3 separate regions of the Homo sapiens genome follow, and regions 1 and 2 are each linked to region 3. The links are chromatin loops, found by intact Hi-C in ENCODE. Cell type or tissue: endothelial cell of umbilical vein. All regions are shown on one strand. Links, peaks and the distances in the headings refer to the core of each region. The heading gives the core; the rest is flanking DNA.

Region 1 (7,871 bases), core at 1,394-6,393, 150 kb before region 3:
GCATCATGGGGCACTGCTCCATCCATACTTTGAAAGACTAGAAATACATTACATGTTTCAATATCACCCATCCTGCTTCCTGATATTTTGTATCAGGGAAGAACATTGTGATTATCTGCTAAAACTTTCCCATGACCAGCCCTATCCAGTTGCATAGATGTCCATTTTCTCTTTAGCTGATCATTGGCTTTCCACACTTCTATATATAGAGTTGACTTCCACTTAGAGCGATTTTTTTTCCTCATCTGCATTTTAGTCATCACCATCATGGTTCCTCTTATAGCCTGTCTAGCTCTTTCATCTTTAATCCTTACATTCTTCCTTCTTCCTCTAAATGATTTCTTTCCTGCCTTTTTTTCTCCTTTGTCACTTATTTCACAAATAATAGCTCCATAACAAAGTGCTGTCATTGTGTGGACATGGAGAAGAGGAGCTCCTCTTCTGTGTTCTGTGCAATGAGCACAAAGCATTGGGTGTGAATCTTCCTGGCTAGATTTTCTCTTTGTAAACATTTGAGACACTTTGGGGCCATTGCTTCCAGAACCAAGCAGTCCTGGATGCTTGTGTGTTGCCTAGGGTTGGTGTCTGGACCTCTGCTACTGGGAGTAGAGGTTGCAGTGAGGCTGGGGCTTGCAGCATTTGGTGAGGGACTAGGCAGGAGGCATACTGAAATCAGGCATTGAGGTTTCCATGGCTCAGACAGAGACTCAGAGACTGACAATACGCTGAAATTAAGAATGCGAACAGGCCGGGTGCGGTGGCTCATGCCTGTAATCCCAGCATTTTGGGAGGCTGAGACGGGCAGATCACTTGAGGTCAGGAGTTCGAGACCAGCCTGGACAACGTGGTGAAACCCTGTCTCTACTAAAAATATAAAAAAATAGCCGAGTGCGGTGGCACACGCCTGTAGTCCCAGCTACTCGGGAGACTGAGGCATGAGAATCTCTTGAACCCAGGTGGTGGAGGTTGTGGCAAGCCGAAATTGTGCTACTGCACTCCAGCCTGGGCAACAGAGAGAGATTCTGTCTCAAAAAAAAAAAAAGAATGTGAACAGAAGACATGAGAATTAGGCCAGAGTAAATAGGAAAGAGACCATTCTTGATCTGTGGGCTTCCTTGGGCCCCAGCAGGCAGTGGAATTAAGGCAAGTGTCCTATAGCTTAGGAGCCTGCCCTAGCCACTATCAAGAAAGGGTGCCAATTTGCCCATTACTCAACACCTACAATGAATCTTGCTTCCGATGGGCCTCAGGGTCATGGGATTGGCCTTCTGTAGGGATTGGTACCTGGCAGATAATCTGCCTGTAGCAGGACTGACACTCTTGCCTGTGACATCTTCTGAATATAATAAGATCCTGGGCCATAAGTCACCCACAATAAGATTTCGAATTGTCAGCAGAGTGAAGTTCAGTGTTTGCCTGAGATCTGGTCCTGAAATGTAGTCTATCTGAAAGGTAGTCATAGCTCCCTCAAGAGGGTTGGGAGAGATTCATAAATTTTCATTCTGTTGTTCCCTGACGTTATTCCACACATGTAAATTTTTAAAGCATACTCTGTTAATAGAACAGGAAGGAGATAAAAGTGAAACTCAGAAAAGTGGATGGCAAGAATTCTGCGAAAATTTAATTATTGCCATCCACAAAAGTAATAGGTAATTCTTGAATTTTAAAAATTAAATGGTTACTTGATTTCACATATATGTCTGTGTTAGGAGATGAGACAGACCAGGAATCTGAAAAAAATAATTCTAATCTGCATGTGCATATGCATGTGTCTTTGTGTAATAATTTATAATGTGCAGACACCAAGTCTCATAGAATTCTATCTCTATGCAATAGGAGGAAGAAACTGAGACCATTTTTATTTTAACATTCATTCTTCATTATTTCCCTAGGGCATTTTTTATTTCAGATGGTTCATTCTTTTCAAAGCCCATAAGTCTCCTTAGAAAAAATGTTCACCTTGGGAAAGTAGAGACTCCACACTGAATCTTGTGCGGCTCTTTTCCTGGCCATGGAATATTTAAAATGAGCGCAGAGGAGGGATGAGTGTTTTGCATTTTATTGCCTTATGCTCTGCATTTCAAGGATAATCCAAATATCTAAAATGTGTTTGCAGTAAAGCACCCCTTCCTGCTTGCAGTGTCCTTGAATACCACTGAATGTGTCATCACTCTTCTAATATCAGTAGCTGAGAATAAATCTAACCACCATGAGGCTGTAAAACATAAGTGTTCCCCATAGTAATACTAAGATAAATGCAGAGTCATATCAGTAATACTGCCCTGGAGGTAGAACTTTCTGCTGGAGCTTATCATGTGTTTAATGAAAGATGCAATCAGACAAATTAAACGCCATATATTTTATTCATATTCATGCAACTGTTCTTTTAATCATGCCCTTCCATGAAAGGCCAAGTTGAACCACTTCTGTTTCTAGTCTACTCCACTCACCCTGCCCAACCCTCCTCTTATAAACAAGAACACAGGCAGCCCCCTGGGAAAGGGCTAAGACAAATGGAGCACAGCTGCTGCTCTGGAGAAGGGGGAAATTGACTGTTGTTGTATCAGATCACCACTAGTCTTATTTTTCTCAGTCAGCCATAAGCATCCTGTGTCTCTTTAATCTAGAGGCAGCTCAGAGGCCTGGGGAGGGAGAATGCAGGGCAGACAGGGCTTGGCACACAGACAGGCTGGCCCTATTGTCAGCAAAAGGGAGGTCTAAATTTCCAAAAAGATCTTTAGCAGAAAACAAATAGAACACAAGCATCAGTAGATTTACTTACAGAGTACAGCTCATTAAGTCTCCTCTACCCAGCTAATTATAGTCTAGCTTTGCCCCTTCCCTCACTTCATTCAGATTGGGAAGGTATGGGAAATAAACTGAATTCATTTGGCACCTCATTACTGAGTATGGTTCTCTCTGGGTATAGGTGTTTTGTTCTAAGTGTGTTTCTCTTGACGACAGTGTGTAGTTAGAATTGGCTTTGTGGCTCAATAGGAGTCTGTTTCTTTTCATAGGAAAATTCAGACCTTTATTGACATGACAGAAATGTTTGCTTTTAGTTCCATCACCATATTTTATGTTATGACTTCTGTTTTTGTTATGTCAAAAATATTTTAGTGTGTATTTTTTCCTAATGATTAACTTTGTCCAATAAACTGAATCCTCTCTTTTTTAAAGTACGTATACTGACTCCCTATTATGAGCTAGAGGTGAATTTAAGACATGTCCATTTTAACCCTCCTCACTCCTTCGCCTCTACTACCTAAATTTAAGTTAATTATGCTTTTTTAGTGTTTATCTTTACATTTCACAGCTTTATTTCTTGCTTTTCCATTTTAAATGTCTTTGGATCCCTTGGCTACGAGAGATCAGCCTGTTTACAAAATCTGCCCTTACCGCTCCCTTCTTTGCCAAAAATTATGATTATAATCATTTCTATATGGTGGGGGATGAAGACATTTACATTCTGGTCTACAATAAAAAATTACTATTTTTATTTCAAATCCTAAAGTTAAATGGATTTAATGATCACACCCATGCCTTTTACCTTGGAAAGCTAAAGCTTGTTCTCTTCCACTTTTTAAGGAACTGAGGAAATGTATATTCATTGCATGTTTTTAAAAGTTTGTCTTCGGATTTTATACATGATCTGTATTTTGTGGCTGGGTACGTAAATCTCAGTTTACACTCATTCTTTGAAAACTTTATAGTCATTGCTTTGCTATTTTGGGAACTGTTAGCAAATTCTTTTAAGTATCAGGATACACTTATCCAGCAATTGACCCAGAAATTCCACCCCTAGATATTTGGCCAGGAAAAATACCAACATATTCCCATAGAAATATTTGAATATGAGTGTTCATAAAAGCTATATTCACAACAGCCAAAGGCTGGTGATAATTCAAATTCATATCAGAAGGAAAATGGATGAATAGGTCATGGTGTATTTATACAATAGAATATTACTGAGCAATTAAAAGAAACCACTGACACACATGTCAACATGAATGAATTTTGTAGACAGCATATGGAGCAAGAGAAGGCAGATATAACAGTGGTCAAACATAGGTTTTGATATTTTCCTGCAGGAAGAATACTGCACTAAGCCCTAGTGTGTAACCAGCTAGAAATGTAACTTGTGAAACTCAAGCCTTTCTAGGCTTTGACTTTGCATCTAAAAAAGGAGAAGTTTAGATGAAATTATTTCCAGCTTTCTTAGGGTTCTAAAATCCAGAGACATTAGTCATTTATAGTCTGCAGTAACACAGCTAAGAACTTTGAAATTCACATAAAAGAACATTAATCAAGCGTTCCATCCCTTAAAGTGTATGAGTTGTAATCTCTAATAACCTTCCAGTTTTAACACAATGGTTTCTAAAACATTGTGAGGAATTGCTACATACCCTAAAAATGAAGAATGCAGGCCTGAGTGAATAAGATCAAGTTATATCAGATTTACTAATCTATTTCATTACTCATTGCTTATATATCATTTCCTCTTCTCTACTAATGGTCAAGTTTTTCTTATTAATTCATCAAGTATGTATTGAATGTCTATCTTAGAACTGTATGCAGGTCCATAAATTTGTTTTATTATTGGTTAGGGAATTGACTATTATGTTTGGGTGTTTTTCTTTCCTTAATACAATAAAACAAATTGAAAGGTTTCATTCTCTCTTTAAAAATTAACTTAAAGTAACTTCTGATTAATATGTTTTCTCCACTTGCTGAGGTTTTCTTTTCTCCAGTGAGGTCTCTGTTCATAAACAAAATTGGGACTCACGAAAGATGTAGCTCTTCAAGGAAAGAAAAGAGAGTAGCAACTATCCCTAACAATTTTAATTATTTCTAGGCCTTAAAAAAGTACTATTTAAAGCTCTAATTTAGGTATAATTTACGGCTACTTAGAAAAGTACATTTGTTTGATTCCAATAGTATTCCAGTGTAGTCTAGTTGGTCTAAAAAATCCTAGATTTTAGTGCTGCTGCCATTCTCTAAAAAACTTAGATATATAGTTGAATTTTGTTTTTTTTTTTTCACTGCTAGTTAGACAACAGCAATCCCAACATTCTATGTTTGTCAGACTCTAGAAACTAAACCTCACATAAGGCAAGAAATAGAAATCACCATCCCAAATCTCAAGCTAGTCCAACAGAGAAGTTTATAAATGATTTTAACTCTGATCATGAGGGCATTGTTTATTAACCTGTCTAGGACCTGTTTAAGGGTTATAGGAGGGTCCTCTTTATTCCCAGTGAAGGCAATTGTGAGGTAAAATGAGAGTATCAGAGTTCTCCATTCCTGGAGTGGACTAATTTTTCAGAGCTGATCTCTAAATCCTTTACAAAATATTCAAAAGCCTTTTGGTGGGAGCCTTTTTGTCTAACAAAAGTACACGCTGTGACATTTGGGCATCTGCTCTGCAGCTTTGGCTACAGCTAGGGGTGACTTACTATACTCATGTGAAATTTCATCCGCACCTGCTGGATGTCCTGTAACAGGTGGCTGTTTCCTATGGATGGAGACCTTATCTTATACTCGGCATTTCCTATAGATCCTACCCAGTGGCTTGTATACCACAGGTAGCCATTAATTACTTGGTTAACCGACATTTCCTGCTAACTACTGTGTTTCCTGTAAACATAAACTTTAATTAACCCCTTTCTTAAAGATTTTTCTCAAAATAAAGAAAATATTATAAGTACCTTTCTGGGAAATATTTAAGTAAGAATATAGAATTTCATGTCTGAAATAATTAGTGTTAAGCCCTACTTGGATTGAAGACAATAACAGTAAAATAATTGCATGTTTGTTTCCAATCCTTCATTCCTTCCCATATTCTTGCCCTTTGCCCCATGACTTGGAGATTCCTTCAATGAGGGGTGGGGGATATATCCCCATCCCACTGAAGTCGTGGGAACAGTGTTTTATGACAATAACCGACTTATTCAGGCAAGGACACAGAAAATAAGACTGTCTTCCTGAAGATGATAACAGAAATCCTTCTCAGGTATAGTTCACAGATCAAGCAGATGAAGAGATTTTTAGTAGGTGATAAAGGCATTTTCACACTGCCATCGTGTTAAGTATTCATTTTCATTAAAGAGCAAGTGGTTACTTGACACCTTCTGAGATCTCCTAGTTGTTTAGTACATTTGAAAACATTGAAAAAGCATCTGTGCTCGTGTTTAAGATATATGCATTCTATTGTATCTCCCAATGAAGATAAAAAGCCACATGGTCCACCTTTGTAGACTACAAAAGCATGTCCCAGGCTCAGAGAAATCCTCATGAGTCATCTGACCATTCCAGTTGCAGGGCAGACACAATCTTCAAAGAAGACACATGTAAGTGCAACAAATAATACCTGAAAGGACTTTCCTATCATTTGGACACTCTAGGATAATATGTGTATGAGAGAGAGAAAGGAAGGGTATAGATAGGCTGACTTTTAACAAGAGGATGTACACAATATTTAGCACAGTTTAAGGAACAGTCCTGGAGAATGCTGGTGGCAGAGGCAAAAAGGAATATAGAACAAATTGAAAAGCAACCATTGACAATCAATAATATGTAGACAAAAAAGAAAGAAAAGTATCTGACTTCCAGGCCAGGGTAGAGACAGCCCATGAGCTTTCATTCTCTCAAGACCGAAGGCAAAACAACTTATCTGTGCAGAAGGAAAACATAAAAAAGGTCAAAATGTGCTCTATGGTCATTTAGAGAATAAGTGAAAAAAGAACAGGATGGAGCATTACAGAGACAAAGACTTAGAGAACCACAAAGAAGGTACATTGATGGGGAGGGAGGGAAAGACAGGATGTAAGTTGTGTTCTCCGTTTAGCAACAAGGACAGACAGTAGTGTTTATAAAGCAGTGTTTACAAAGGCAGGGAAGACCATACAGTTCTGCAGGCCAGGAAAAAAGAGCAAAGGGCTTAGTGGACTGAGGTGAGGAGTGATGGAAGAAAGCAGCAAGATGCAAATAGCTATTCAAAGCTAGTAAGAATGCAGAATAAATATGAATGAAAAAGGCAAAAAGCAAAAACACAACACAGAACTTTGTTATTAATAGAAACAATAAAATATTAACAATTGTGGCAAGTTTGATCTTTTTTCCCCTAGAAATAAGTTAAGTTATTAGATCTTTAGGGAACATATATGATACTCTCTCCAAGTGATAATTGACTTTGGTTTTTTTTCACATTATCTTTTAAAATGCAATAATTGTCACAAGCAAAAGAATTTGTGTGTCTACACATGCATATCACTGATATGTGAATTATGAAGTACACTAATAAAATGAATATCCAAAGGTACACCACCCAGACCTAAGTACCAGAATGTGACAAGAATTATGTATCTACCAGTGTGCTGTACTCTTTTCCCTTCTCTCTGACTCCCTCTCACACATAGCCTTTGTCTTAGATTTTCACATTACTTTTCTGTGCAACATGTTCCCAATGAGATTTTTACCAAGTTCTAGGATTTCTCTATCAAGTTGAGTTGGTTACATTCTAAAACTTGCTTTTCTTGTTAAACTTATCAGAGAAGAATAAAATCCAAGAGTTAATTCAATATTTTCACATTTCTTAACCAGCCCCTTTCCCGTGGTCTAACTCCCCTCCCTGCTCTGTCCCCTGGAATGTCAGCATGGTTATTGGCTTGGCTCCTCTACTGACCTTAACACAAACTGAGTCCACTTTCCAGGTGGTCTATTTGCTAATGTGGGAACGCTGCAGGTAAGATTTCATCCCTGTATTACCCAGGGAGTTAAGATATTTCATAATCAAAGCAAGATCGAGGCTGTTAAATGGGGTATATAATTTAAAAAAGAATGTTTTGTTACTTCCTGCAACACATTTACAA
Region 2 (7,871 bases), core at 1,394-6,393, 740 kb before region 3:
TAGGTGAAGCAAGATGTACACACATAAATCTGGGGCAGTAATGGTGCTATGTCATGAGGATGACTTAAAAAAATTTTTTTTTTGATGTGCGTGTGTCCATCCAGCATTGTTCTATTTGGTGTCAGAATCCCTCCATTCTTTCTGGGATCCACTCCTTTTTTCTTCACGAAACATGAATTTTGGGTAGAGCTGATCTCCACCCCTCTTTCAGAGGTGAGCATGTAACTCAGGGCTGGACCTCTTACCATCAGCCCTGGGATTTCTCCTAGAACTTTGGGAAAGAGGACTTCTTTTCCTGGGGTCTCCAGCTGCTAGGATTGTATAAGTGCCTTGCAGGGAGAGCTTGCCTGAGAAGGGGAGTACACAGAAGGAAAGCAGAGCCAAGAGACGGAGAAGGAGGGAGAGATTTCAATGACACTGATTCAACATCTAGGCACAGGTGCCTTAATTCTTTTTATTTCCTGTCACGTGAACTGATGCAGTCCATTTATTAGATTTCTTGCCAATGAAAGATGAGATAATGTGGGCTCGAGTGCTAGGGTGAATGATATAAAGAGAAACATGCAGGAAATCAGAGAAGAGCAAGTCAGAGGGAACTGATGCAACCGGGGAAGTCGCTTTTGAAGAGGTGGACTTAGCTGGGCTCTGAAGGATTTAGGTATAGGCTCTTATGGGGGTGGGCATAAAGGGAAGAGGGAAAGTGTGTGAGAAGAAATCTCTTCCATTATTTAATGCAAACTTAATAAAATATGAGAAAAAGTAGGTTAAAGCAACCTCAAAGCAAAGTGAACTCTTGCAAAAAAAAAAAAAAAAAAAAAAAAAAAACTTAACTGGACTTCTGTTTATCCCAAATCTGTATGCCTTTAAACAGTTCTCTTTCTTAGCAAAGGCAGACTAAATTTCTCTTAGAATAGTGTTTGGAAAGAAAAATGAGCTAAAAAAGGGAGAAAGACAGTAGTTATTAACTAATTATTCCAAACAGGACTTTGGGTAATAACAAAGAGGAAAAAATGCTTTGCATCCATCCGGTTGAACAGGGTGCCTCTTCTGGTTTCAGTCCAGCCAGTCATCACAGACACAAAAATATCAGCTCTGGCCCTCAGCATTTGCAACGAGTATTTGACCTTTCCATTTTAAAGGAAATGGGGAACAAAGGGATTACATAATTAAAAATCTGTTTCTGTCTCTTAAAAGCAATTCAGTGTAGGTCAGGAGCCAACTGTCTCCCTTCCCTTCTAATTGTTTTACGCTGGCTCCTGGTACCCTGTTCTTGTTTCTCCTGTGAATAGCTCATTAGTGTTGGGCAGATGTTCCCATTGGGTGCACCATGTTAATGGAGAAACAAAAGAGGCAGCATTGTGATCCAAGAGAAGTTAATATTGAATCCAAAATAGAATAATGAATAAGAATATGTGCTTCCTACATGCCTGTTAGCAACAAACTCTCAATTGTGGCTTATTTTCTATATGACTTACTTGGTTAACCTCCTGTTAACAAGAATGGAGAAAAAATATTCACCAGTTTGGCTGTTAGGTGCTGATACTGTTCACTTTTACCCTGGTCATCTTTCTTTACTATTTGAAAAGAGGCCAGTAGAAATGTAAAAAAAAATGCTTATGGATATTTGAATATAATTAATGTTAAATCAAGACTAAACCACTAAGCCAGTTACAGAGGTGCAATCCTGGGGAAACATGATAGAATACATAAGTTAGTGAGAAGTACAAAAGATGAATTAAAAATTATGCTGCATTAAAAAGTCAACATTTATTGCAAAAAACAGATTTCATACTTCGTACATTTCCTGCATTTTTATTTTGTTTTTTCAGTTAATAATACATTTTGGAGATGCAAAGTCAGAGGATTTTAAGAGTGTTAGATGTGGACTTCAGAGATTTGTGTATGAATCTTATCACTGTATCTATGGCATAATATTGCCTGCTTTTAAATATGACATAGAACAGTAAACTTGGATGATAGTCTTCAGACACAGCTGCTCGGTCTTCTTTTTGGCAGCCTTTTTTCACTTTTTATACAAGTAAGTCATATTCCTTGTTAAACAATTAGAAAATAGAAATAAGCAAAAGGAAAGAAATCATCCATATTTTTTCACTCTCAAAAATATACATTTACATCTTGATGTTTAATGAGAATCTTCCCTTTCCTCTCTCTCCTTTCTCTGTGTACACACACACAGTGACACACACACACACACACACACACATATATACATACATCTTTTAAAAATAAGATCACATTATATATAGTTCTGTAACTTGCTTTTATCACTTAAGTTTTTACGCCAATGAAGATAGGTCTATATTATAACTTTAAATCATGGCAAACTGTTCCATTGTTATGTGTGTGTTATCAAACCAAACTGGGGTCCGCTCACCCAGCACAGTGAGGCCAAACATCCACATTGAGTTTTGCAGTGGGAGAAGGGAGGGTGATTATTTTTATTTTTCAGCTTTTATTTTAGATTCAAGGAGGAGTATATGTGCAAGTTTGTTACATGGGTAAATTGTGTGTCGCTGAGGTTTGGTATATGAATGATCCCATCACCCAGGTAGTGAGCATAGTATCCAAAAGGTAGTCTTTCAAGTCTTACCCCCTCCCTGCCTCCTCTCTCTAGTAGTCTCCCGTGTCTATTGTTGCCATCTTTATGTCCATGTGTACTCAGTGTCTACCCACTTATAAGTGAGAACATGTGGTATTTGATTTTCAGTTCCTGTGTTAGTTCACTTAGGATAATGATCTCTAGCTGCATCCATGTTGCTGCAAAGGACATGATTTTGTGCCTTTTTATGGCTGTGTAGTATTCCATGGTGTATATATGTGACATTTTCTTTATCCAGTCCACTCTTGATGGGCATCTAGGCTGATTCCATATTTTTACTGTTGTGAATAATGCTGTGATGAACATACAAGTGCATGTGTTTTTTTGGTAGAACAACTTATTTTCCTTTCAGTATATATATCCAGTAATGGGATTGCTGGGTCAAATGGTAGTTCTGTTTTTAGTTCTTTGAGAAAGGAGGGCATTTATTTGCAGGACACCAAGGAAAGGGAATCCAGCAGCTCACATTTAAGTCCCAACTTCCCTGATGGCTTGCAAGGAGGGTTTTTAAAGGCAAGGATAAATTTCAGGAAAGCAGAAATTACAGGCAAAATCATAAATCAATACATGGTGATTACACATTGGTTTTGGCCTAAAAGGGCAGGATATCTTGACGTGGGGGCTTACAGGCCATAGGTAGATTCAGAGGTTTTCTGATTTGCAATTGGCTAAGGAAGAGAAGCTTTGTTTAAAAATTTGGGGTCAGCAGAAAAGAGTATTAGCTCTGGCTTGTGGGTGTGACTTCCTCCAGGCCACTTACAAAGAAATTTAGAACAAAGAACGACGGTCAGACTTCAGTCCTCTGTTCCACCTTATCTGAGGTCTGTGTGCCAGTGCATCTGTTTGGTGGTGGTCCAGGTTTCTGAAAAACAACTCAGGGACATATGTTAGATGTTATCTTCAGTTCCTTTAGAGGACCAAACAACCTATGATTCAAACTTCCTTGCATATTGTTTTAAGCTACTATTATCTTCTTCCTGATCAAGTTACTTATTTACTTTTTAGGACTTCCTTGGCGCTTGGAATTTCCTTTGAAGGAACTCAAGACTTTCCTTTATTTCTATGCTTGGGGGGCCTTCAGGCCCCTAAGAGGGGCCCCTGCTGCATCTCATATGGACAGTCCGTAATCTATTTATTTAACCAACCCACTGTGGTTGAACACTTCAGCAGCTTCAAGTATTTACAAGTATAAACAGCTCACACTCTGCAACATGAGTGCTTAATAATGTCTTATTGACACCAGAATTTCAGGTACTTCTCCAAAAGGCATTTATTTCCCCTTGATTCCCTCCCTCCCTCCCTCCCTCCCTTCTTTCCTTCCTTCCTTCCCTCCCTCCCTCCCTTCTTCCTCTCCACCTCATTTTTTTTAGCAACACTTCCATCAGTTATGTATTTCATTCTGTCCTGATCAGGTAATGGGACTGAATCAGAGGGGGCAGCTGGCAAGGAGGCTAAGAGGAGGGTTTACCAGCTGGTGGTAAAGAAGAACCAAGGTTTCTGCTTACCAGTAAACTCTCCATGGCCGTTAATGCAGAATGTAGCCCTGCCTTTACACGTAGCTCGCAAGCTGATATATGTCATCCTTCTCTGATGAGTCTTCTTTTCTCTTTCAGAGTTTATCTTAATATAGTATTTTAATAAGAGTTCACTGGTATAAAAATGCAGCCATGTGGACTAAATATTGAGCCTTCCAAGGTGATTATTTAGAAAGATAAGACTTATTTGCATGCAGAAGTTCTAATACGTTTGTTTAAAACAAGAAGTCTCACTATTGTTTTAATATTAGGGAAGAGTCCCTAGGCTGCAAGAGGTGGGAGATAGAGTAGGATGCTGGAAATTAAAAAAATAAGGGCCACTTACCTGAGCCTGTTGGAGATGAAAAATACATTTGAATAGGGTAAGAGCAGCCACAATTATATTATATCTTAATGCGCATCTCATATTCCAGGCAAGTCTTGCAGGATAGCAAAAACAATTAGCATTTCATAATGTAGTAATTCTGTATTCTAGCAAAACAGCCCCTTATGTGAAAGCCAAATTAATTGACAGAATGATGGCACTGAACTCACAGGCATCATCTTTGGTTCAGTGAGTGCATGTTTTCTACATTTTTAAGTGGGAGAAACAGAAGATTTTGGAGATTGGGCTTCCCTCCTGTATTAGGGACTAATCTAGGACCTTTATTAAGCTCCTCTCAAATTATCCACTTTGAACGTACTGTCTCTTTCCTGAGGGACTCTACCTGATGCTGCTCTTTATGGAATTTTGGTTCTGGAGTTTTAGGATAGGCCTGGAAACTGTATATTAACAAGCAGCTCAAGTAAGTCTTAAAATCTGGAAGATTTGGGAAGTCTGCTGGAGGGGATAGGAGTATAGACTTTGAGTCAAACGGACCTAGATTCTGGGACTGGCTTTCAGTTTCCAGCTGGGTAAGCTTGGGTGTGTTACTTAACTTTCTTGAGGTTAAGAGTCCTCAGAAAGGACTCATCTGTAAAATGTCTACTACCTATTTAACCTAGTATTGTGCACTGTCCTCTTTGCTTTCTGAACCGGCCACCTGCCCTTTTATCCCTGCTCCTCAAGAATAGCAAGACCTTTTCTTCCCCAGGGCCTTTGCACATGCTATTCTGTCGGCACATCTCTCTCCTCTGGCTTCCTCCAACTCATTCTTCAGGCTTTAGCTCCACCATCACTTAGATGGCCTTTCTTGATTTTTATAATCTGAATTATGTCCCCCATCCCATCTGAAGTATTCTCTTACATAATTTATTTTCCTTCTTTGCCTTACCTTTTACCTTCTCTTGCAAAATGATTTCTTTCCTAGACTAGTCTGTTAGCTCCATGAGGGCAGAGGGCTTCCTTTGTTTAGCACCATTGTTAGAGCCAAGGGGTGACTTGGGGAGGGAGCTTTATGCTTCCTGTTACCAAAAAACTTTAAGTCTTAAAAACAAACAAGCAAACAAACATACAAAACCCAGTGCTCTTTTTGTGCAAATGTGGCTTCAAGAAAAATCCTCTGGGCTCCAGTTATTTCTCTTTTGCCTTCTTTTATAGAGACAAAGTTTCCTTTAGTTAACCAGGCTTGCCTCAAACTACTTACTGGCTTCAAGGGATCCTCCCACCTTGGCCTCCCAAAGTGCTGGGATTATGGTGTGAGTCATTGCACCCAACCACCTTCTTAATCCCATTCTGGAGCCTTTCTTGTTCCTCCTACACACCCTAACAAGCTTGTCCAACTCACCATATTTTGTTGTTGTTGTCCTGTTTTGCTTTGTTTTAGGCTTTTAGCAGCCTTGAAGCCATGGTTTTTAGTTTCTGTCTGTAGTGATAAGCAGAAAAGAGGGAAGAGGAAAGGGCTTTACCAGCCCAAACAGAAACAGAAACCGAAGCTAAGAAGCCGTGACTGTATTCTTTCCCTTGGACATCCCTCTGAGAGCACAGGGACTGACCTAGAATTCTTAAAAATATTTGTATGCAGATGACACCTGCATTTATAGTTCTAAACCTACCTCTTTCCTGAGCTCCAGCTCTGAGCTTCCAGTTGTTTCCTAATTAACTCATTGATATCTGGTAATGGCTATTCCTCTAATTATTTCAGTGGGCTTTTGTATTGCTGTCATTAAAAAAAATTGTACCTTGTGTTGTTTTGAATTTAATCAAACTAATTCAATCTTTTAAAAAAGGATTATAATTCCAAATAAATAACAAACTGCCAATTGAATATTTCCATTTAAGATCTTCAGTGTCATCTCAAACTCAACATGGTTAAAACCAAATTTATCATCGTCCCTCCAAACTGACTCCCCTTCTGATTTCCATGAGATCCCATTTGTCAGTGGCTTTACTCTTCTTTCAGGCAAGTGAGTGGGAGCCTTGGAGTCATCTTTACTTTCCTCCTCTTCTATATTCTTTCTTATCATTAATCACTATGACTCAATTATCATCATATCTCTCGCCATCATCATCCCTTTCCACTGTCTTTCTTAATCACATCCTGACAGTTTCTGTAGATTCTGTCTCTCTTTCCTTCCAAGCTCCCTGTAGTCTCCTTCCAGCATTAAGTAGTGCATCTGGAGTTCCCTTTGATGACTTCATTTTCTACAGAGTTCCAGCTCCCTGACCTGGTTGTCCAGGCCTTTCTCAGGCTATCCCCCAACACACCATCCAATCTCGTCACTACGACTTTCTCACATGCACTCCTTTCCTTCCTTCCTTCCTTCCTTCCTTCCTTCCTTCCTTCCTTCCTTCCTTCCTCCCTCTCTCTCTTTCTGTCTCTTTCTTTCTTCTTTCTTTCTTTTTCTTTCTCCCTTATTTCTTTCTTTTCTTTTCTTCCTTTCCTTTCCTTTCTCTCTCCCTCCCTCCCTTTCTTTTATTTTCTTTTCTTTCCCTTTCTTTCTTTCTTTCTTTCTTTCTTTCTTTCTTTCTTTCTTTCTTTCTTTCTTTCTTTCTTTCTTTTCTTTCTTTCTTTCTTTTCTTTCTTTCTTTTCTTTCTCTCTCTCTCTCTCTATTGCCTAGGCTGGAGTGCAGTGGCATGATCATGGCTCACTGCAGCCTCACTCTCCCAGACTTCAGCGATCATCTCACCTCGTTCTCCTGAGTAGCTGGGACTACAGGCGTGTGCCACCATGCCTGGTTAATTTTGTTTATTTTTTATAGAGACAGGGGCCTCACTGTGTTGCCCAGGCTATCTCGAACTACTAGGCTCAAGCTATCTTCCTGCCTGGGCTCCCCAAAGTGCTGGGATTACAGGTGTAAGCCACTGTGCCCAGCCCCATGCATCTTTTCTCAGTCAGATTTATGTATTCACTGTTTCAAGAGGCTGCGTTTACTTTCAGGGAAAATAACTCACTGAATCCTTTAATACCTTCTCTTCCCTCAAGGGTACCTGGAGGGACCCCTTTTGTGAATGGCCCTGTCTTAGGCCTAATGAAGATTTACAGAATGAGGTAGACATGTTCCCTGACCTTGAGGAACTGCTAGAAAAATGAGAAGAAATGGACAGAGTTGATCTCTTTGCTTTAGCTGTCTTCATGATCAATATCTGTCTCTGTTGAATTGATTTTATGGAGCCTGAAACTGGTGGTTAAGAGACGAGATAGAGTACTGCAACTGTGTTACGTATTCCCATTTATATTTTCCATGCTGGCCAGGCCAAGGACAATAGATTCTGTGTGGTACCATCGCTGGGGTTAAATATATGCACAAGCCATTCTTGAAATGGATTATTATTCTTCACAATTTTTTTTTAAAT
Region 3 (7,356 bases), core at 512-5,511:
TGTTAGGTGTTCTGAGCCACAGGGATTCATCTAGCAGAGGCCATGGCAGAGACATGGACCATACCTTTTTCAGACTGTCCCTGCAAAGGGAGGTATGTCCTGCTCCTTTGCCAGCCCAAGAAATCACACATCTTACCCTTCTTAGTGCTCTGAGAATGTGGGCTTCTCCCCTACTTGAGTGCTGGCCAGTGATCTTGGTTCAGCACCGCAGAACTATGTGCTGTAGTCCTGGGGAGCCAGGACCGGCTCATGGCTCCATCCTCCGGACCCTTGGGCTTAGGTTCTAGGTGCGCTAGGGTATCTGAAATGCTCCCAGGCCACGAGGAATGCACTCAGGTGGAGCAAAATGCCCAGGCTGGGTAAAGAAAATGTGGCACATATAAAGCATGGAATACTTGCAGTCATAAAAAAGGATGAGTTCATGTCCTTTGCAGGGACATGGATGAAGTTGGAAACCATCATTCTCAGCAAACTAACACAAGAACAGAAAACCAAACACCGCATGTTCTCACTCATAAGTGGGAGCTGAACAATGAAAACACATGGACACAGGGAGGGGAACATCACACACCAGGGCCTGTCAGGGGGTGGGGGGCTAGGGGAGGGATAGCATTAGGAGAAATACCTAATGTAGATGACAGGTTGATGGGTGCAGCAAACCACCCTGGCACGTGTATACCTATGTAACAAACCTGTATGTTCTGCACATGTACTCCAGAACTTGAAGTATAATAATAAAATAAAGAAAATATACTGAAAATATATTTTAAACATAATTAACATTTTGATTTTATTTTTACTTTTCATTTTGAAACTCAACCACTCAGAATTAAATTAATTTTAATTCCTGCTTCATGTCCATTCACTTATTTATCCAGATATAGCCATTTTGATTTATTTGTTCATTACTAATTATTTATTTTTAATAATGGAATAAAGATTCCATTATTTGGGTAGTGACACAAAGCCACTGCACAAAACAAAAGCTAGGACTCTATCAACAGCCCATATCAAGCCTGCTAGTTCCCCTAACATTCCATCCTTCTCTTTCCTCTCACCCAAAAGGCGCATCACTAAGAATCTTATGTTTATTGTTTCTTTTGTCTCATTTTATTGTAACTATTTTTCTAAAGAATACACAAACATATATCTAGTACTGTTCTTTTAATTGTATAAAAATGTCAGACTCTGTATCGTTTTTGGAACTTCTGTCCATTAACATTGTATTGCTAAAATAAATTCATATTGTTACTTGCCACTATATTGTACTAATTTTTACTCCTATATAATATTAAATTAGTGAATATACTACAGTTTATTTTTATACTGTTTTTGGATATTTTGATTGATTCAACGTTTTGTTAATATGAATAGTGTCACTATAAACATTTTTTACATATCTTCTGTTGTACATGTGCAAAAATTTCTCTTAGTTTTATACCTTATCATGGAAGTGCTAGAGTTTGCAAATATTCAATTTTAGTGAAAAAAAGTGTCAAATTTTTCCAAAGTGGTTGCTCTAATCTGTAACATGTAAAAGAGCCAATAGATTCACATTTGGTATTATAAGATTTTTAGGCATTTGGAATCCAGTGGGGGTAAAATGGTTCTATATTATTATCTTAATAAATATTATTAAAAAATAGAAACTTTCCTCCATTTCTAATTTGGTCAGATAAACTGTCTATTTCAAACTAATTACAAAACTATTTACGTCCTACTTTGAGCTAATTTTTTCTAACTCTTGTGTCATTCCATGATATGGTCATGGTCATGGTCAGTACTCTCATATAGTCGTTATGGCCAATGTGTTCTCTGCTATAATCCCACTCCCCTAGACAGAATGTCAGGGAGTGAGATCATGTATTTACTTAAGCTTTCCAGCTATTCATTCTTTCTTACTGTAGACACCTCATCTCATCCCAAACGATTTTTAAAGCTATCTAAGAAATTTCCATTGACTACTTAAGTTTGAAAAAGATTTTATTAAAAATATTGCACTACATGGACACATTTACAAACACAGTCATAAGATTGCAATGGTCTATAGAGAGCTGGCCCAAGTGACTAAGTATTTTTTAAAAACCATTCAATTTGATTTCTGGATTTTCATGTTTCTTTCTTATAAGACACTAAGTTACCTAATTTAAACGCAAAGCCACGTTTAAGGTGATTCTCAGACATCTGAAGGAAGGACTAAGGAATGTTCTTTAAATTGGGAAATAGGGCAGGAGAGAAATCCTAGTGCAAAGCTCCATACTCAGCAAAAGCAAGGTAAGTATGATGATGACTCATAGGCTTACTGTTGTTTGTTAAGATACATGGAATTTCCAGGAGGAAAGAAGAATGAGAGTTATGGTAAAAATAAGATGGAAGCATACAGATGTGATCCTGAAACCTTCCCTCCCACCCCTCATCAACCTGAATGCAGTAAAACAAAGTGAGCTTATATGCATTATCCATGGAATGGCAACTTTCATTCTGATTAAAGATATTTAAAAGCATCAGACATCTCTAAGAGGGCTTAGCTGAAACTCTCTATGTATTTCTGATGGCAACGTATTTGGCCATTATGAACCAAGATAGAATGTACGTTTTCTAAACTGATACTGAATTGTCTAAGTTGCTAACAAGAAATCCTTTCATAACAGTACAGTTTTTAACCTTTACTTCTTTATTCATCTTTAATTCCTTGCCACTTCCCACTGAGTTGAAATGTTTATATTAAAACAAAACACCCACTGGAATTCTAAAGAAATTGGCTCACCCATCTTTCAAATTACAAGATATTTTTTGACAGTATACAATATTCATTATAATGGAATAAACATTTTAATTTCTTAAGGAACTCTAATTTTCCTTAAAGGAGATGTTTACAACTTACTATTATAAATGCTGCCACTCAATCATAGGAGAAAATGATACTAAAATAGTTCAAGGCTAAAATCACACATAGGGCAGTTGTTCTCGAATATTTATAAGGCCACGAACTCATTTATGTATAACCTATAAACTTGAAGAATTTTTGAACCAATACAGTGGCAAGGAAAGCTAACAACCTAACTGTTAAGATCTATGGTCATTATTTTTCATTTAGTCCTAGAAATACATTTCCTTTCTGTAATGAATCAATATGGTCTAACTCAAAGAGAAACACGTGGAAGTGAAAAATAAATTTCTAAAGCAAGTGCTGATGGAAGAAGCAGAATTTCCCATTTAAAATACCCAAACAACTCCAAATTCTTTAGTAGTTAGGACTCCTGAAATCTCTTGACATAATAGAGAAGCAAAGACCCATAGAGAGATATGCGGTTAAATAGTGCTGCCTCTGGTGGCAAAAGCAGTTGCTAAGTTGTTTCACAACATATTTTTCCCCCACAGGCACAGGCCCCCCAAACACTGGAGCCGTCTACGAATTATTCTGACGCTAACTCCACAGCTCCGGACAGAAACACAATAGACGGGCGTGGTCTTATAATCATAAGCCAGTTCCTTTCTCAAGTCCTTCCTGCCTATGTTCGCTTACGTGTTATGGGTTCTGCGGTCCTGATGAAACTCCCTGAACGGAGAAAAACCACACACTTCATCCCAGTGGCGAATTTCTCCTCTTGCTCTAAGCAGGGTGTTTGACCTTCTAGTCGACTGCGTCCCCTGTACCCGGCGCCAGCTGTGTTCCTGACCCCAGAATAACTCAGGGCTGCACCGGGCCTGGCAGCGCTCCGCACACATTTCCTGTCGCGGCCTAAGGGAAACTGTTGGCCGCTGGGCCCGCGGGGGGATTCTTGGCAGTTGGGGGGTCCGTCGGGAGCGAGGGCGGAGGGGAAGGGAGGGGGAACCGGGTTGGGGAAGCCAGCTGTAGAGGGCGGTGACCGCGCTCCAGACACAGCTCTGCGTCCTCGAGCGGGACAGATCCAAGTTGGGAGCAGCTCTGCGTGCGGGGCCTCAGAGAATGAGGCCGGCGTTCGCCCTGTGCCTCCTCTGGCAGGCGCTCTGGCCCGGGCCGGGCGGCGGCGAACACCCCACTGCCGACCGTGCTGGCTGCTCGGCCTCGGGGGCCTGCTACAGCCTGCACCACGCTACCATGAAGCGGCAGGCGGCCGAGGAGGCCTGCATCCTGCGAGGTGGGGCGCTCAGCACCGTGCGTGCGGGCGCCGAGCTGCGCGCTGTGCTCGCGCTCCTGCGGGCAGGCCCAGGGCCCGGAGGGGGCTCCAAAGACCTGCTGTTCTGGGTCGCACTGGAGCGCAGGCGTTCCCACTGCACCCTGGAGAACGAGCCTTTGCGGGGTTTCTCCTGGCTGTCCTCCGACCCCGGCGGTCTCGAAAGCGACACGCTGCAGTGGGTGGAGGAGCCCCAACGCTCCTGCACCGCGCGGAGATGCGCGGTACTCCAGGCCACCGGTGGGGTCGAGCCCGCAGGCTGGAAGGAGATGCGATGCCACCTGCGCGCCAACGGCTACCTGTGCAAGTACCAGTTTGAGGTCTTGTGTCCTGCGCCGCGCCCCGGGGCCGCCTCTAACTTGAGCTATCGCGCGCCCTTCCAGCTGCACAGCGCCGCTCTGGACTTCAGTCCACCTGGGACCGAGGTGAGTGCGCTCTGCCGGGGACAGCTCCCGATCTCAGTTACTTGCATCGCGGACGAAATCGGCGCTCGCTGGGACAAACTCTCGGGCGATGTGTTGTGTCCCTGCCCCGGGAGGTACCTCCGTGCTGGCAAATGCGCAGAGCTCCCTAACTGCCTAGACGACTTGGGAGGCTTTGCCTGCGAATGTGCTACGGGCTTCGAGCTGGGGAAGGACGGCCGCTCTTGTGTGACCAGTGGGGAAGGACAGCCGACCCTTGGGGGGACCGGGGTGCCCACCAGGCGCCCGCCGGCCACTGCAACCAGCCCCGTGCCGCAGAGAACATGGCCAATCAGGGTCGACGAGAAGCTGGGAGAGACACCACTTGTCCCTGAACAAGACAATTCAGTAACATCTATTCCTGAGATTCCTCGATGGGGATCACAGAGCACGATGTCTACCCTTCAAATGTCCCTTCAAGCCGAGTCAAAGGCCACTATCACCCCATCAGGGAGCGTGATTTCCAAGTTTAATTCTACGACTTCCTCTGCCACTCCTCAGGCTTTCGACTCCTCCTCTGCCGTGGTCTTCATATTTGTGAGCACAGCAGTAGTAGTGTTGGTGATCTTGACCATGACAGTACTGGGGCTTGTCAAGCTCTGCTTTCACGAAAGCCCCTCTTCCCAGCCAAGGAAGGAGTCTATGGGCCCGCCGGGCCTGGAGAGTGATCCTGAGCCCGCTGCTTTGGGCTCCAGTTCTGCACATTGCACAAACAATGGGGTGAAAGTCGGGGACTGTGATCTGCGGGACAGAGCAGAGGGTGCCTTGCTGGCGGAGTCCCCTCTTGGCTCTAGTGATGCATAGGGAAACAGGGGACATGGGCACTCCTGTGAACAGTTTTTCACTTTTGATGAAACGGGGAACCAAGAGGAACTTACTTGTGTAACTGACAATTTCTGCAGAAATCCCCCTTCCTCTAAATTCCCTTTACTCCACTGAGGAGCTAAATCAGAACTGCACACTCCTTCCCTGATGATAGAGGAAGTGGAAGTGCCTTTAGGATGGTGATACTGGGGGACCGGGTAGTGCTGGGGAGAGATATTTTCTTATGTTTATTCGGAGAATTTGGAGAAGTGATTGAACTTTTCAAGACATTGGAAACAAATAGAACACAATATAATTTACATTAAAAAATAATTTCTACCAAAATGGAAAGGAAATGTTCTATGTTGTTCAGGCTAGGAGTATATTGGTTCGAAATCCCAGGGAAAAAAATAAAAATAAAAAATTAAAGGATTGTTGATAACCCAGACTCAAATATCATTGCCTTCCTCCAGGAGTAATTAGGAACAGCTGAGGGCATGCTGGGAGTAAGCAGCAAGAGTGCATTCTGCTTTTAGATTGAGGGAGAGGTCCTTAAGTTCCTCGAATGAGACACAGATCTTTAAGAACTAGTAACTTTTTCATTGATTCTTTTATCCTTTCTTTTCAAAGTCACTGCTACTTGTGTGCTTTGCTATAAATCGAAAGTGTAGTGTTGCCAGAATTGCTGGCTCTGGAAGAAAATTACAGTTGACCACCAGTTCAAGTGTTTACTTTATGTCCATGCCCAAGGAAAACACATAATTTGCGTTTTCCCTTTCCAGTGTTTGTGCTTTCCAGCGTAATGACCTCCCCAAGCAAATAGCCCTCTCCTGAACATCAAGATGCTCATCCTCATCTTCAATTATGGTGATGTTAATTCTCAATTAAAATGTTAATGCTAAGTATTGATTTGCAATCTTCTGGTTGCATCAAAGAAAAAGTAAGCTGGTTTTCCTCCAAAGTTGCTAAGTTCTTGTGCATTTTTCAACCCATGGAAAAACTTGAACACCAAGCCATTTTCTTTTTCTCTTGATAAGAATGTGTGCAATAACAATACTTGCTCATTTTGGAGTGATTATAATCTTACAAGTGTTTACATGGGCAAAGGCATGGTAAACAGTTTACCATAAGAAATAATAGTATAAGAAATAAGTGACAAATTTTAAAAAATCTATCATCTTGTTATAACTGGGGGGTATTAGAAAGTAATCTAAATGAAGCACTCCCATGAAAAATAATTAAGACATAATAAAAATCACTGCCTCGTGGAATCAAAGTCCCTAGAAGATATCCCACTTTTATTAGTACGCTGAGACTTTAAAACTAAGAGTGTGGGGGTTGGTGCATGCAGAGAGGCAGAGAAACAAGCTTAGTAACAGGGAGGAATGAAAACAGAAGCTTACACTTTATTTTCACAGAATTATTTTAATGTTTTTGAGTGTACAATGTATACAATGGAAAATAGACTTACAAGTCGTAAGTGACCAATTATAAAATATTACTAAAAAATTAAAACAGCTCAATCCATAAATTCATTTCCTAAATATAAATATATATATTTAGTATTATAACATTAAAAGAATGAAACAATAGGTAATTTGCCTCATATACTAAATATGTTTCTAAATAGTTACACTTAAATAAAATTACAGAAAAATTAGAATTAACAACATTCAGGGGAATTTTAAATATTATTTTACAAGTGAAATTAAAAATCAGATAAGTACAGTAAATGGCTTGCCCATGTTCCCCAACCTGACTTGTCAGAGTATATCTCAGTTCATCTCAATCTTGGTGTTTTAGCTTTCCTCTTCACATGATCTCTCAGTAGAGAAGGTAAAAATTTGAGTAGAATATATGATGCTTTCTTTTGTAATTTGAAAAATAGCTTTATCTATAAGTGAGCTGAACTGTTTGTGTGTGTGTGTGTGTGT

What was found. Peaks named below come from ENCODE experiments on the same cell type or tissue, not always from the same donor. Only the 100,000 strongest peaks of a DNase experiment are listed, where the experiment ranks them.
Region 1: a loop joins it to region 3, with 14 times the contacts of the local background. A loop is called at or near these places in 2 of 110 quality-filtered maps.
Region 2: a loop joins it to region 3, with 11 times the contacts of the local background. A loop is called at or near these places in 3 of 110 quality-filtered maps.

Annotation. Positions count from the first base shown.
Region 1 is chr14:38,400,729-38,408,599 of GRCh38, reverse strand. No RefSeq gene overlaps it. Among named protein-coding and RNA genes, the nearest start is that of CLEC14A, 150 kb to the right of the region's middle. In endothelial cell of umbilical vein, for the core only: no CTCF peak of the experiment used is centred there; DNase peaks (open chromatin) are centred at 2,599 and 4,359; H3K27ac peaks cover 3,745 bases.
Region 2 is chr14:38,988,255-38,996,125 of GRCh38, reverse strand. No RefSeq gene overlaps it. Among named protein-coding and RNA genes, the nearest start is that of LINC00639, 75 kb to the right of the region's middle. In endothelial cell of umbilical vein, for the core only: no CTCF peak of the experiment used is centred there; a DNase peak (open chromatin) is centred at 3,525; H3K27ac peaks cover 2,047 bases.
Region 3 is chr14:38,252,616-38,259,971 of GRCh38, reverse strand. CLEC14A (C-type lectin domain containing 14A) reads left to right here and starts at 3,879. Exons shown (of 1, transcript NM_175060.3): 1 at 3,879-5,972. The coding sequence starts at 3,950. The coding sequence ends at 5,422. LOC112268136 (a long non-coding RNA gene) reads right to left here and starts at 3,927. Exons shown (of 5, transcript NR_169588.1): 1 at 3,527-3,927. RefSeq lists an enhancer at 4,070-4,697. In endothelial cell of umbilical vein, for the core only: a CTCF peak has its summit at 3,333 (motif pointing left); DNase peaks (open chromatin) are centred at 2,301, 3,551, 4,591 and 5,211; H3K4me3 peaks cover 2,525 bases; H3K27ac peaks cover 3,884 bases.